Linked DNA regions of Mus musculus: region 2 is linked to region 1. Evidence: chromatin loops called from intact Hi-C (ENCODE). Cell type or tissue: left cerebral cortex. All regions are shown on one strand.

The links. Hi-C counts contacts between places; a loop is a spot of excess contacts. Peaks named below come from ENCODE experiments on the same cell type or tissue, not always from the same donor. Only the 100,000 strongest peaks of a DNase experiment are listed, where the experiment ranks them.
Region 2: it touches region 1 in a loop (2.3-fold over the local background); 2 of 42 quality-filtered maps call a loop at or near these places.

What each region holds. Positions count from the first base shown.
Region 1 is chr14:54,079,611-54,087,610 of GRCm38, forward strand. All of the region lies in intron 3 of Gm30275 (a long non-coding RNA gene), which reads right to left. It also overlaps Tcra and Tcrd. Among named protein-coding and RNA genes, the nearest start is that of Gm30275, 42 kb to the right of the region's middle. In left cerebral cortex, no CTCF peak of the experiment used is centred here; DNase peaks (open chromatin) are centred at 4,265 and 7,250.
Region 2 is chr14:54,164,638-54,172,637 of GRCm38, forward strand. It overlaps Tcra, Traj52, the pseudogene Traj51, Traj50, Traj49 and Traj48, and 2 more genes. Among named protein-coding and RNA genes, the nearest start is that of Gm30275, 43 kb to the left of the region's middle. In left cerebral cortex, a CTCF peak has its summit at 3,983; a DNase peak (open chromatin) is centred at 1,611.

The DNA of each region.
Region 1 (8,000 bases):
GTGTATTGTATAAGTTCTGTGTATGCCCATTTCTCATTCATTCACAAACAAAAGAAGAAATGAATAAGTATTTATTGATTCCATGCTTTGTACCACACCTTCATAAATCATCCAGTGAAATTCGGGATCTTCTTCCACCAGCTCAAGATCAAACAAACAAACAAACACGAATCATTAGTGCACAGTTAAGTCTCATTTGAAATAAGAACAGTGGGAGATAAGAGAATAGTGCTTGTTTGTTCCCCTTACAGGATGGACGGGACATGTTTGGGAGGGAAATTTCAGAGCATAAGATGGGCATGAAGTAGGCGAGCAAGGCATTGCCTGGAGCCAAGGGAGAGAGACATCCTAGGACAAAAGCAACCACTATGCCCCCAGTGACCTGAGAGGATCCATACACAAGAGAAAAAGAGAGCAGGGGCAGGGGATGGGGAAAGAGGAGAAAGGGGAGAAAAGAAGGATGAGAGAGGGGAATTAAAAAGACAGAAAAGATTTGAAGGTAAAGACGTGGAGTGATTCTAAGCTTACTGAGGTAACTGGGAATGATACCCAAAGCCTCATACTTCAGCAGGTGGAGACGGACCTGCTGAAGGTCTTACCTTAGTGTACACATGGGCCCAAAATCCCTGCAAAAATTCTGAGGCCAAATGTATGACACAAAAATTGGCTATTATTTCTATATTGTCCGTGCATTTCTCAGCCCTTCCAATAAAGGCAATTGATATCAAACTAGTTTATATAATTGTTGCTTCCATTCTACCGTCTATAATTTCTGTCCATTATGAAGCGGGTCTGGCTGAACAGTGTTCAGAGCAGTGAAAGGAAATCTCACTTCCTAAACAAAAGAGAAAAAGAAAAAACGAAAAGTCTGCATCGAGCCCTAGGCACAGAGCGATCGGTCGGTCGGTCGGTCCATATGAACTGGAGTAGACTCACTACTTCCTCCAGCCTCCCAAGCAGGGTCCTCTGCGGGCATGCTGTGAGGTCGGGAATAAAAGACTCAAGGGCAGACACAGAGAGTCCGAAACCCAGAAGCAGGGCCATTAACTGGCTACAGTGATGGACAGATCACCCACCACCCAGAGCCACTGTCGTGAGTGAAGGGCAACAGCAAAGAGCGAAACAGAAACCATGTGTGCCATGGAGGAAGGGTTCCGTGAAGGCTGAGGTTCCGGCAGCCAAGAAAGAAGGAAAAATGCTTCTATCAGACAACACGTTGCCTATTCCAAGGGCGGTGCAATCCTGGGGAAGGCACTGGTTGTGGCCTTTTTAAATGCCAAGGAGGTATACATCTATAGTACAAATAACGGAATCAATTTGAACGAATCCAAGCTGTGACCTTCGTTTGGAACAATTAAGGTTTTAAATGGGAAATTAAACCCATTGTACTTGAAAGCCTGTAGGAATCTAAAAGGTCACACAGGAAGTCTTGCATTAAGATGCATGTTCATCAAATATTGATTGAATAAATGATAACCCATTGCCCATTCGAATATTTTCAATAACAATTCTGTTTTTTGTTTGTTTGTTTGGTTGGTTGGTTGGTTTTTGTTTTTGTTTTTTTAAATAAAACTGTTCTGGGAGGTCAGGAAAAGGAAAAGATTTTTTTGTTGTTGGATATTTTCTTTATTTACATTTCAAATGTTATCCCCTTCCCCAGTTGCCCCTCCCCCGAGACCCCCTATCCCATCCTACGTCCCCCTGCTTCTATGAGGGTGTTCCTCCACCCACCCATCCACTCTCACCTCCCCACCCTCAGTTCCCCTACACTAGGGCATCTATCGAGCCTTCATAGGACCAAGGACCTCTCCTCCCACTGATGCCCAACAAGGCCATCCTCTGCTACATATGTGGCTGGAGCCATGGGTCCCTCCATGTGTACTCTTTGGTTGGTGGTTTAGTCCCTGGAGGCTCTGGGGGGCCTGTTTGGTTGATATTGTTGTTCTTCCTATGGGGTTGCAAACCCCTTTAGCTCCTTCAGTCCTTTCTCTAACTCCTCTACTGGATACCCTGAGCTCAGTCCAATGGTTGGCTGCAAGCATCTGCCTCTGTATTTATAAGGTTCTGGCAGGGCCTCTCAGGAGACAGCCATATCAGGCTCCTTTCAGCATGCACTCTTGGCATCCACAATAGAGTCTGGGTTTGGTAGCTGTGTATGGGATGAATCCCCATACACAGTCTGGTGGGACAGTCTGTGGATGGCCTTTCCTTCCATCTCTGCTCAACACTTTATCACCATATTTGCTCCTGTGAGTATTTTGTTCTCCTTCTAAGAAGGACCAAGCACCCACACTTTGGTCTTCCTTCTTGAGCTTCATGTGGTCTGTGAGTTGTATTTTGGTTATTTAGAGCTTTTGGGCTAATATCCACTTGTCATTGAGTGTATACCATGTGTGTTCTTTTGTAATTGGGTTACCTCACTCAAGATGATCATTTCTAGTTCTATCCATTTGCCTAAGAATTTTATGAACTCGTCATTTTTAATAGCTGTGTAGTACTCCATTTTATAAATGTACCACATTTTCTGTATTCCTCTGTTGAAGGACATCTGGGTTCTTTCTAGCTCCTGGCTATTATAAATAAGGCTGCTATGAGCATAATAAAGCATGTGTCCTTATTACAGGTTGGAGCACCTCCTGGGTACATGCCCAAGAGTGGTATAGCTTTCTTTAATCTAGTTTTTAGTTACTTCTTATGATGATTGAGATAACGTAATTATATCATTTTCCCCTTCCCTTTCTTCCTTCCAAACCCTCCCATCTGCTCCTTGTTCTCCTTCAAAGTTTTGGCCTCTTTTGTTCATTAGTTGCTGTTACATCCAACTTTGTGTGCACATATATGCGTATACTCCTTAATACAACCTGCTCAGCATGTTTAAAGTTACTCCTGTGTATGTTTTCAGGGCTGACCACCTGGTATTGGGTAACCAATTGGTGTGCTCATCCCTAGAGAAGACTGTTTCTCCCATTCGTGGAATGTCTGAGTTACCTGTTCTTTGTGTAGGGGTGAGGCCTTGTGGACTTTCTCCCATTCCATTTGGCATTTCGGTTAGTATCCTCCCTGCCCTCCCTGCTCAGATCACATTTAGGCAGCCTTTGACTAAATGATTCAGCCTCTAGTACCAGAGTGATCTCTTCAATACAAATATGATCATGCCATGACACTCCTTAGAAATTCTCCTGCAAGTTCTCTTTTTTTTTTTTTTTCAGGAAGATCTGAAGCTTGCAAAACCCTCAAGACTCTAAGCAGTCCGACCCCTTCACTTCACTATGCAGCTATACTCCATCTTCCCGCAGTTTCTGGGCTTCAGTCAACTGTCTTCTCGCCATTGTTTGCCTATCCAATCTGGTACTCTCCCACCCCAGGGCTTTCCTACACACTCTTTCCTGTGGGATTTTCCTCTCTCTCCTTGTTGCTTCTCAGAGGCATCTTGAGATGATGCTTCACTAATTTCATCCTTCCTATTTTCTCTAGTTTGTAAGCTCTGAGAGAATAAGGACCAAATTTGATTTTGCTTTTTATTGGACCTGAAAATTACATAAATGTATCTGTATGAAAAAAATGGATGCATCTTTCAGAATCTGGCCTTCACTGCAGACTCTGGGGTACAGCAAGGCCCTGCTTTGCTCCATTTTTATTTGTTGAGTGATCTTAGAGATCCAGAGATGGAATCAAAAATGGCATCCCCAAGAGTACATTGTGAGGCACATAGGTCAACTGTGGGGCAGACGATCCTCCGCAGGTCTACGATGTCCTTATACAGGAATGCTGACAGGTGAGTAAGTCCTTCCCAGAAAGTCCAGGAGCTTTGATGAAATCATAGAAGCTTAATATGATGGTTATCTTTTTCAGTGACCCCCTCTAACTGAAATAAACATGAACTTTTTGATTATTTTTTTCCACTTGACTATTTTCAGAACCTATATTAGTAAAATGCACAAGCCTGTAATTATAGAGAAGCATAGCCTCATCCCTCAAATATTTACTGAGCAAGCACAGTGCTCCTGACGCTGTATCACACGCTAAGCTGCAAAACAGCCAGAGCTAGATTCCTGTCCTCAGGGTGAAAAAATGAAAATGCAGCCTTAGTAACAGAGCAAGGAACCACGCACGGCTGGGAAAGCCCTGGGTGGGGGAGCACCTGCCTGGACCCTCAAGCAACAGCAAGAAGACACATCTGGCCAACCAAAGCATGGAGGTCGAGGGAGGACAGAGGAGAGCTTCCCAGGGAGGTGGAGGGCTCAGATTGCGCAGGGCCTTGGAGGTTCTAGCTCTTCCCAGGAGTAATGAACGGTTACAGAGAATGAGGGGATGGCTCAGAGCCAGCGTCTCAGAGGCTGCACATGTTTATAATGGGAAAAGTGCTGCTTCCCTCCAGTAAGGTGTTCTCAGGGGTTCCTTAAGGTGGCTTAGGAAGGAAGACGACCATCCACAACAGTGATACAACACACAGTGCTCTTTGCTGTTAAGTAACTAGATATAACCAGTTTCCTTTGGTGGGGAGGGGACAGCTCATCGAGATTTCGTGGGGACTCTGTACCCACAGGATGCAGCTAGTTCCCTGTCAAGAAAAGCTTAGAGGTTTTGTTGTTTTGCTTTACTTCGTTTTGGCTTTGAGGCAGGGTCTCACGGTGCAGTCCCGGCTGACTGGAAACTCCAGCCTGGCCTCAAATTCGTGGAGATTCACCTGCTTCATTTCCAGCCCTGAGATTGAAAGTGTGGCCTACCACACCCAGCAGCTTAGAGATTTTGTAAATTCAGCTATCATCCTCATCTCAAGACACACCACCTAACGTGGTAGTGGTGATACTCTTTGAGAAGATAAAGAATTAAGGAGAGCAAAGAGGGAAGGGAAGTTCTTTCTTTCTTTCTCTCTTTCTTTCTGTAACAACCACTCCTTTTACTTATTACTCTTATTAAAGAACTATGCAAAACTTCCGGGATTTTCCCAGGCCTTGGTGTTTCTGGGACACAGAGCCCTTCCTTCTCAATAGTAGGGACCATAAGAGAACCCGGAGGGACCAATGGAGAAGTACAGTGTCTTGGGGGAGGCATATAATGCCATCGGGACTGGCTGTGAATTCCCACTTTGATTTTCTGCCTTGTGAAATAGTGAGACCTCCCTCTTCTCAAATACGCAGGCCCCTCACAGCAAACATTAGCTCCACAAGTCTTCATCCAGCCTAGGTTGAATTGTTTACACTCCCAGAGTTGCCTTCAATCAGAGCAAAGTGTTTCCCTGCGAGCTATGAAAATACTCAGCTACAAACCGAGTCACCTGGGTCCCACTTCCCGCTTCCCTGAAGCTGCCTCTGTAAGTGCTCTGAAGGAAACAGCATTCATATCTATCAGCCTTGCCGTGTCCCTCTCTGCCTTAGGAAAAACCCTGATATGTTACCAACGCTTTAAGGTCAACAGTTTGAATTGAACATTCCCTGCTTGCTTTTCCCACAAATTGGTGGCTAGAAAATAAGACACCTTCCCTTCATATTAAAAAGCCCAGGTGGAAAGGTAAGACACCGCTTGGGACACGCTGCTCTAATGACAGGAGAGAGCAAGGGAAGAGCAACCAGAGCTGAACAGGCTCCCCTCTGACACATCAACCACAACCACTCACACTCACTAGCCAAGGCCCTTCTGGCCAAACTCAAAAGCAATTGGTTAGAGACCAAGACCCTCCCCACAGAAGGTATAGCAATATGCAGAGCAGGGAGGGGGCCTTCATACAGGGAAGGAAACACCAAATCCTTTGAGATAACAGACCACTGTATCTCTGAGTCGGCCCAGGAGTTTTGTCCCGATGTTGACTGGTAAAAAGCTTGATAGGATTTTGTTTTTCTTAGAATTCTTGAATTAGCAAGTTCTTCTTCCTATGCCACCATCCCTCCAGATGGCAATAATAGTTGCACAATTAAAAATAATTCTGTGGTTGAGAAATTTTAGCAAAGAATAAATATTAGCAATGTCCCTGAATACTCATAATTTCTCTTGCCACATTAAATGTTCTGAAAAACACTACTGCTGTACCTACTTAAGCCAGGATTGGCATCACAGAACTTTTATTTATTTCTTTATTTTGTACTGACCCAACAACTAATGTCTCATGAGACCTTAGTGGCGAGTACTAAATTCCCAAAGGATTGTGGGAAAAAATCAATCAGACAAATTACTAGTGTTTGTTCATTTCTGAGCATCTAGACTGAAGAACATCTAATGATGTTGAAAAGAGTTACACAAGAGGCCAACAGGTCTAGACAGGCCTCTAAATGAAGTATTCATTCTCTGGGAGACTCCACTCCTCGCAGGAACCTCCAAATGCTATTGGACATGTTATAAATACCTGAAGCTGGCTTTTCTTTCTCTGTTTTTTTTTTTCTAAAAGTTGTATTTTGCATTCTGTCTTGTGCCAAATGCAGTACCAGACACTTGGTATATAACGGGAGCAAAATAGACACAACTCCGTCCTCAGAGCTTTGTTTAAAATGAAAGAACCCAGTCCCAAGGCAAATACATGGGTGGTCGCCACATCACACAACTTCCCAGCTGTGGCCCCTGTTCCTCCTCCACTGCTTCCCATGTTTAGCTTCTGCGACTTCAGTCACCCTTTGCAGATCTCCATGGCCCCTCCTGGCCAATTCCCTTTCATGGCTTTTACTCCACTATGGAGCTTCTAGAGTCCCCGGGGCTCCTACTGGACTTCTCTGATTCTTCCTGAGTGATCTCATTCATTCTTGCAGCATTAAACTTCACAGATGTGTTCATGGCTCATGAACTTATATTTCCGATGTAAAACTCTCTTCTAAGGATAGCGTTATCCAACAGCACCACTTAAGTTCCTGCCTGCTTTGGATTATTTCAGGCGTTTTCTCCCATGCTGTGATTGTTTGGCTAGTTCCTTCATCTGTCCGCCCCCTCCGCAATTTAGAAACCCCTCTGGACAGTCTGCCGTGGTCCATCTTCAGTTTCTCTCATGCATTGCTAGTAAGCCCATAATATGTGAGTATTGGGTTCACTGTCCGAACTGAATTTCTGCTTTGGGGATCACTTGAGGGGCAGGCAACACGCACGAGGATGTTTTATTTAAAGAAATAATGCCCCTTGCTGTGTTTTTCTAAATGAACAATCTCAAATGAGACGACACACTGGCATGGGATGAGTGGTTGAATTTAGAATGCTAAACTGAGCTAGCATCATCCCTTATAGGTGTGGAAAGTACTGCGAAGCTTCTACAAACTACCTACGTTCCCGCACCCCAGCTGGTGAGTGGGTATGTAGTGGCAAACATGACTCATTTCTTACAACGGTCCACTCGGATCTACTCTCTACTCCAAAGGGAAAAGGCAAAAGGAAACAACAGTACGCTCTCTTAAGACCCTCCTGCAGAGACTCGGATTCAGCTCAACCGCACAATGCTGCTCCTTGATTGACACCCAGGGCCACAGAAAAAGGCAAAGAGAAAAACTCCCTGGACCAGAAAGGATGTCTCCCAGCTGTTCTAATAACAACACGTGGCAACCTCACTTCCTCCGAATTCTGATCCCCGTCTCGCTCACGCCCGTTTGTACTAACTAATCAGTTCTATACCCCAAGAGCCCACGTTCTACTGAATTTTCTAGATGCAAACTGAAAACGTCTCTGTGCTTGATCTTCCTGTATGGACCGAGGTCCCTGATTGTCCACTGGGAAAGCCCTGGTTCCTGTGTCCCTTTGAACAGCTACCACATGTTGTGGGCAAAGGCTAGTTCTTTCCCCTTTGGTTGCTGTAAAGAAAGTTTGCCAAAAGCCTCCATGTATTTGAAGTTAAGGATTTAATCTCTATCAGGGTAGAGGACATTTGTCTAACTACATCTCTATTGCAAAAATAAATATTTCTCGGCTGAAATAGCATTTTGAACTTTATTTTTTTTCCTCTTATGCCCTTTCTGTACCTATCCCTAGATAACAGTTTATGCTACAATATTTATTTATTTACACTTATATAAATAAATATTTGTAAAGAG
Region 2 (8,000 bases), 85 kb after region 1:
CTATTAACAGATAGTTCAGTGTATGAATAGAGCTCAGAGCGGAGCTTTCCTGTGGGCTGTTGCTTTCTGTCACTTCAAGACAGACAGAAAGCTACTCTGTGTGGTAGCTCAGCTCCGTGTACCCACCATTTCCCTCTCCTTTGCTGAGGCGAGAAGGGAGCTAAGGAGAGAGCGTCTCTCAAGGCTGGAGTCTAAACCTCATGTAATTCTAGTCAGCCTCCAAATGGCGGAACACTCTCCTCCTGTCTCCTCGTAATCAATTCATTGTCATCAGAAATGTGTGACACCTTGAGGGGAGGGAAGGACATGCCTTGAAAACCGAATAGAGAAATTGTCCTGAAAATGATGTTGTAAAATGGAAATGAGACCTTTAGAAGAGAGACACTGAACACGAGAAACCAGTAAGGCTCATTATGAAACCAGAGGACACAGAGGTGGGGGCGGGCCCTGGGTGCAGTCCGTCAGTGTGTCTGAGCCAAATGTAGAAATGGTCTCCTGACCTTCAGAGAATTGTACTCAGCTTCATAGGCCCAGGCCTTTCTCGATGAGTTTACTGTCCCTAAAATGAAAAGATAAAGGTGTCTGCGAGGCTCAGGGTTCCGCCTAGTGTCATTGTAAAGGTATCTGTGGTCCTCGGGGGTTCCACCTGGTGTTTTTGTAAAGGCCCGTGTTACAGTGCTAACACTGGAGCTAACACTGGAAAGCTCACGTTTGGACACGGCACCATCCTTAGGGTCCATCCAAGTAAGTGAGAAAGGAAATGGCAGCATGGTGGGGAATTCTGAGCTGGAACCCTGGCACCAGGTTTAAAAGGATTGCATGTTGTTTCAGAGCCACGCTTTGCTTACGTAAACTAAATGTTGTTCAAGGTCCTCTGTCATCTGCAGTCTCCTTAGCTCTCTTCCCTTTGTCAGAATAAAGCTGATCTTGAAAAAGCTAGAATCTTTACTGCGCTCAGAGCCTTCTCTGAAGTGAAGTTCTAACTTTTAGGGGGAGGAGAAACCCTTGCCAAATGACTCCTGGTGATCCCATCTTATATTTTCACAGCATCCCTATCAGAAAGGTCTCCCTTATAGAAATCCTAGACTATCCTTGACACAGTAAAGGCCATCGCCACTCGTGCCCTCCACATGGAGAGAGATAATTAGAACAAGGCATGAATAGACATATCATACATACTCAGTTCAGAAAGGTTTTTTTTTTTTTTAATGAAGCAGAGAAGGAAAAACAGAAATCTGGGTGGGACTATCAGGTCTCATTTCAAATCCCTCCATGTTCCCTGCATGCATCCAACTTCATCTATAAATGCAAAACTAGAAAAAGAGAGAAAGGGTGGACAGAAAGAAGTGGTCACTGTGCCTGTTCCCCATCACTGAAACCACAGGTGAGGGATTGCAATTAATTCCAGAGTATCCAATCCATGACTTAAAACCTTTCTTCTCATGGTAACTTGTATCCTTGTCGATAATTAGAACAGACAGGAAGACTTGGCTCTGGTGTGCTTGCAGCTGGATCCTGCTGGGAAGAGAGGGAAATGTGACTATTTTTTAAGATGCATAAAATTCCTTCTGTCGTCTGTTGTAAAACCTCCCACTGCAGAGAGATATGAGACAGTGTGGCAAAGCCCATATATGGAAAGAGACACAAGCTGGAAGGGCCCCACTCAATGTCCCTGGCATATCTTCATTTACTTTCCCACTGCAGGGCTTTTAGATCTTCCTTGTAGGAATCCTAAGAGAACCAAATAGATATGAATTAAAGGCAGCCTGGAGCTTATGGGTGTTTCGAAATAATAAATTCAATAAGTGGCAAGCAGGAGAGGAAACAGTTAAAAAGCAGAAACAGGCTTTTTGGTGAAACTTGAGAGGACTGAATTAGGAGGTGGGTATCAGAGAACTACAGTTGCTATCCTAGGGTCTCCACCAAGGACAGTGTCTTCTCACGAAGAGACGTGTGGCCAGCCCTGTGTTGAACCAGCTTCTCTTCTGCGAGCAGAGAGCATAGTACAGAGTCTTAGGTATGTGGAGGACATATCCAACATCATGCTTTTTATCTGACCTTAGCAGCATAGAATCACACCAGGTGGGTGTGGAGAGAGGCTGTTACCAACTGCTCTGAGGTTCAATGTGGGGCTGTTATAAATGTCTCAAATGTGAAAGGTATCCTCTGGCAAAGTCTGGTTCTATTGAGCAGAGTCCAGGTTGTACCAATATTACTCATGTTGCTGTTGTTTTTGTTGTTGTTGTTGATGATGATGATGATGATATTGTTGTTAAGTTTCCCCAAACCCAGGAGTACGAGTGCCAACACTGAGAAGTTGACATTTTAGCTCAGGATCCAATTGGCTGAAATATGCCAGAGGGGTCTGAAAGGCCAAGGGTGTCTCCAGAGCATGGCCTTTGTTGTTAGCTCTCTGGCAGTTGTCATTTCAGCAAAATGCATCCACTTAGAAAGGTCAGCTCTTCATTAGCCAGACAAATGAGAACAACATATTGACCAGAGGGAAGGTGCAGGGAGTCCAGATCTCGGCTCTGGCGAGCCTGGCATTTCTAGCCCTTCAATCACAGGGTGCTGGTGAAGCTATGCTGTCTGCGAGAAGGTAGATCGATGAAGCCTGAGGACCTGGTGTCACCAGGCTAGCTTGGAGATGGAAATGAGATACGGATGGAGGATAAGGGTGGGGGGATCATAAAGATGGGAGGAGACCAGGGAGCTCCATGGCACCTTTTAAAACCTGCAGTGTGTCAGAGGTTCTAATGACACCAAGGAGAACTGCAGGCACCCAGCAGGTGTCCTGTTATTCCCAACGGAGTCTGTTCAAAATGTTTCCCCTGCTCAGATCTCATAGGCTGAACAGGACCTGAGATGCCGTTTGAAATTGTATCACAGAAACCTGGGATCTTTGCTTTGTAAGTCACCTGCCAGTTTTTTGTAAAGGGTTGATTTGCTGTGTAGCATCCTCCTCCTTCAGCAAGCTGGTGTTTGGGCAGGGGACATCCTTATCAGTCGTTCCAAGTAAGTTCGCAGGCTGCCTGTGGGGCAGTGGTTCTCAACCTTGCTACTACTAGGGTCCTTTAATGCAGTTCTTCATGTCGTGGTGACCCCCAAACCACAACATTGTTTTCGTTGCTACTTCATAACTGTAATGCTGCTACTGTTGTGGATCACAATGTAAATCTGATGTGCAGGCTGTCTGATATGTGACCCCTGTGAAAGGGTCCTTAGATCCCCAAAGGGGTCGGGACCCACAGGTTGAGAGCCACTGCTGTGGAGTACGGTGCGATTCATAACCATGAGCATGGAGCCCAGTGGCAGGGTTGGCGAGAACATAAAGCTGAGGAAACTGAGGTCTATTAACTTTCACTGGAAAAAGAGGTCAACGAATAGCAAACACGGGTTTGGTCCTTAAATAGTGCCGTGGAGGGTATGGGCCTTGAGAGTGGAAATGAAAAGGCCTTATCTGAGGTCTACTACCACCTTCTCACCATAAATGGGAGCTGAGCAAGATGGAGAGAATGACAGACATGGAAGGGCTGAGGTGTCTGAGAAATGAGGCAGGGTGAGGGACAGCAGCGTGGTCCTAGCTTCAGTCTGGATTAGCCTAGGGAGAATGAGTTGTTCTAGAAGTTTAATAAAGAAATAAAATCCTCCCCAGAGTCAAGAGACTTCATAAGGAATCCTAGGTTTAAAATGTGTTTCAGAGTCATATATGCTCAACATATGGAGAGAGAAGAAGCCTTAAGAATAAAAGGAGAATTTAAATACCCAAGCATAAAACAAATGGCCTACACTTAAATTAGACAGCAAGCCACAGCAAAGGCTTGTGAGCTGTCCTTCTAATCCCCTCCCAAAAGGAAGCCACCTTCCGACAGCACGGGGTCACAGGTGCTTTAAGACCTGGAACTTTCTCCCTCTAATACTCTTGTCAAGTGTCCTTACAGGGAAAGTGACAACCAGGCTGTCACTCCCCACTTGCCCACATGGGGGGCCCAGGTGTAGATTCTAGCTCTGTCTTCTGCTGGTTTTTGTTGAGGTTATTGTCACAGTGGAACACGGGTTACCAGAACTTCTATTTTGGGAAAGGAACAAGTTTGACTGTCATTCCAAGTAAGTAAAAAAAAAAAAAAAAAAAAATCTGTCACCATTCTGTAGAATTCTGAACCTGCAGAAGGAGCTATCAACAGTTCACTGCTTGGTTCTCTTGATCCTGGGTAGAATGTTCTAGAACATTGCACGGGCCTCTTGCCTTCCCCTAAGGATGATCCTGATGCCAGGACAGGTCCTCATTCCTGTGGGGAGGGGGACAATGGATATTTGCAGTAATCGTCTTCTGTCTTGCTCACTCACCAAGACTGTGGTGACCAGAGACATCACCACAGTCCACAACTCAGGAGCAGAGGGTAAAGGGGTGACTCAACTGAGGGGAGAGGGACATAGGCCATGTGAGGACAAGGAGAAACTTCACACAAAAAAAAAACTGTCATCTGGGGAGGTGTTGAAGTGTGAGCATGGCAGAAGTCACACCCCCCCCATGCCCCCGGCTTGTATCTCAGCTTAGGCATGGACACTGACAGAAAGGAGGGTTCCTGTCCTCTCTGAAGACGAATTTAGCAGAGAGTCACTTGCCAAGCTCCCCTAATGAGCCTGTTGTCTCAGTGGATGCATTGGGCAGTGTTAGGAGAGTCTTTGCTGTTGCCGAAGGGAGTAGACTCACAAGACGTGCAAGGTGGGGGAAGAACATACAGAGGCTGGACTGAGGCCTCCCCATGCTTACATAGCAGCTGTGCAGCTTAGTCTTCATGTGGGTTCTGAACTGGAGGCAGAGGGGGGTGGGGCAGAGGGGCTATCCCAAAAGCTGTTGCCTGTTTTGGGATATGTTCTGGGCTACTTTGTCTGCCTCCGTGGGAAAGGACGCACCTAGCCTCACGCAGACTTGATGTGCCAGGGCAGGAGGATACCCGGGGTGGGGGGCAACTCATTCAGAGGAGAAGGGGAGAGGGGAGGCAGAACGGTTGTGGGAGGGGGTGACCGGGAGGGGGTCAATGAGTAGGATGTAAAGTGAATAAGTAAAATTTAAAAAATTAGAAATAAAAAATAAGAAACAGGGTAGGGGACTGCAGAAAGTATACAGAGCTGGCACGGTGGATTTTGTAATGGCTTGGCACACTGTGCCAACTATGGAAATGAGAAAATAACTTTTGGGGCTGGAACCAAACTCACCATTAAACCCAGTAAGTATTTCATCCCTAGTCAGGAGACCAGCCGCTTAGGTTTTAGGGATCAAACGGGGCTACGCAGGCTTAGGGAATTTCCATGTCCTTTGTCATTGCTGATAGAGAGAGGTGTATTTGAGTTTTCAAGGGTAACTCCAGCCTTGAAATATTTAATTCATAACTAGAAAATATGATCCGCAATCCCGCTTTTTGCTGCCCGCATCATGCGCTAAGGTGACATGTGACGAGAACTTAGGATGCCTGCGTCTCTCTTTTATCTTGTATGGTGATTTTTACCTCTGGATGCTGGGGAAGTGTTTGGGAGAAACAGTAGAAACGTAAGCTGTCAAGGGGACATAGAGATTCAGACAGAGAACTCCTGGCAGAGCAATGTTGTAGAATCAATCTGGTGCTGTGTCTCTTTTTGCAGACTGCAAAGATATTGGCAAGGTTGTGAACATGGATACCCTGGGTGAGACAGGGGTACCCAAGGTAGAAAGAGAAGCACCAAACCCGAAGAGGAAATAAATTTAGGGGAAACTCCAGGTCCTCCCCCACCCCCAAATGGAGCCTGTCAAATAGCTTATCTTAATGCCTTTGAAAGCATGATACAGGCCAACACAGCAGTTCGATTCACAGCTAGGAAACAGAGTTTAACCTTGAAAACAAATACCTTCTCTGTGGACTATGCTGCATAGTATTTGGTATCTGAATTTGCAAAATTGGAAGCTAAAGTTAACTGCTGGAAATCCTCTGAGATGAGACGAAGTAATAAGGCACAAAGGCAGGGTGCATACTCACAGATACAAAGGCAGGGGCTGTGTGTATCCACAGAGAAATGTGCAAACATAGACACAGATAGAGTCCTCCTACCTACAGCTAAAAGCTGCAATGTTCACCATGTCTGTTCACCATGTCACCAAAGGCATCACAGAGCAGAGGAAGCGAGAACCACAGGGCTGGAACCTCTCTCCTACGTGGGATTTCCCAACTGTCCCAACCACTGTGATTCCTGAAGGGAAGCTCTGCGTTTCCACATTAGAAATTAGAAGCCCGGGTCTTGAGGATTTGTATGGCTCAGACTCTTACAGTGAAACTTATACTATCAGTCACCTTCTAGTGAGGCTGGATAAAGCACTGTTAGATATCAAGGACTCTCTCTCTCTCTCTCTCTCTCTCTCTCTCTCTCTCTCTCTCTAGAAAAATGGTGTCCTCTGAATCCAGAGACAGGTAGCTCAGAGTTCTTAAGAGTAACAGCGACAGAGCTAAGCCACAGGAGTTGGGGACCCAGTAATTGTCAGCCTGCTCTTTCCCTGATGGCACCGTAGTTGCTAGAATCATTCAGAGAAACATGTCAAGGTGAGGCCATAGCACACCCAGGGGAAACGCAACTGAGAACAACTCAGAATAGGATATTTTACCCAGAAGGGGACAGACTACCTCTAAGCCAGCTCCCAGCTCCAGATATGCGCAGATACCACGCTGAAGCTGTAATGAGTTCGCCCTCCAAACAGACCTCCCAGAGGTTTTTAAGAGGAAGCAGTTACCGTGGGTTTGGAGCTGGAGGACATCACGGCAGATCGGAATAGTTTAGAACTGGAAGATCTGATAGGACTAATGAGATGAAAGAAACTTCTGACTTGAGGGCAAGAAAAGCCCTAAAAGAAAGGATACACGGAGGTGTGTGGGTGGTAGCGTTTATTTATCCCCAGCTAAGCAGTAAAGAGCAAGCAGCAGCCACATTCCAATACACTGTTGACCATTTCACATTTGTAAGGTTCTGTGATTAGTATAATGTCTTTAGCTTTCTGGCCAAATACCATGGAGTCCCAAATGTAAAGCAGGGGAGCCTCGTCTTCAGCACCCACACTCCTCACCCACCTACCCTACCCCCACTCCACCCACACTCACGCTCAGGGGCAGTTTTTGTACAGGAGTTTGAGGCTGTGTGGACTATGCAAACAAGATGATCTTTGGCTTGGGAACCATTTTGAGAGTCAGACCTCGTAAGTACCAAACACATTCTGATCTCCCACCATCCCAACCTGAGCTTCTCTGTACACTGAAGAGACTAACTTAGAAGTGCTTGGGTTCTAAGAAACAAACAAAGCTCCAGGTGCAGCGCAGACAGATCACTGTGTGGCTCACTTAAGGATCTACACGCAGTGCCTTGGGGAGCAAGGCAAACACCAAATTCACTGGTGTGGCCCACAGCTTGGAAACTGAGTTTAAACTTGAATTTTTTTTTTTTTTTTTTTTTGCCATCGCTGTAGACCATTGTGCTTGCTCTTTGGTGTCTGGATTTGCAAAATGGAAACCTTGGACTGTGGTGTTGAGCTTAGAGATTTGTCCTTAGCCTGGGACCTGGGTGTGAGAAAAGATGTGCACTGCTGGCTGGCAGGCACTCTGCATCAGCAGATGTGTTGGTAAGAAGCGGCTAATAGCGAGCACCAGCCCTGTTTCTGTGCTGTTATTGGAGACAGTGAGAAAGACAGCAGTGTAGACATGCTGGCTTTGGGGATGGGGATGAACTTGGAGTGAGCACAAAGTGAGGTCTTTTCTGTGCCTTTTCGTATTGTGTTTGACATTTGTCCTCCTTTAGATTCAGATATACAAACCAGCATCATGTTGTGGTTGTTGTTGTTGTTGTTGTTGTTGTTGTTGTTGTTGTTTTATAGTCTCTTAAATACTTTTGACTATGGTCCCCCATGCTACCTACCCATTCCAGGTAGACAGAAACTTCCACAGAGTCCATAGAGGACATGTCCAGAAGACATGGACAGTGAT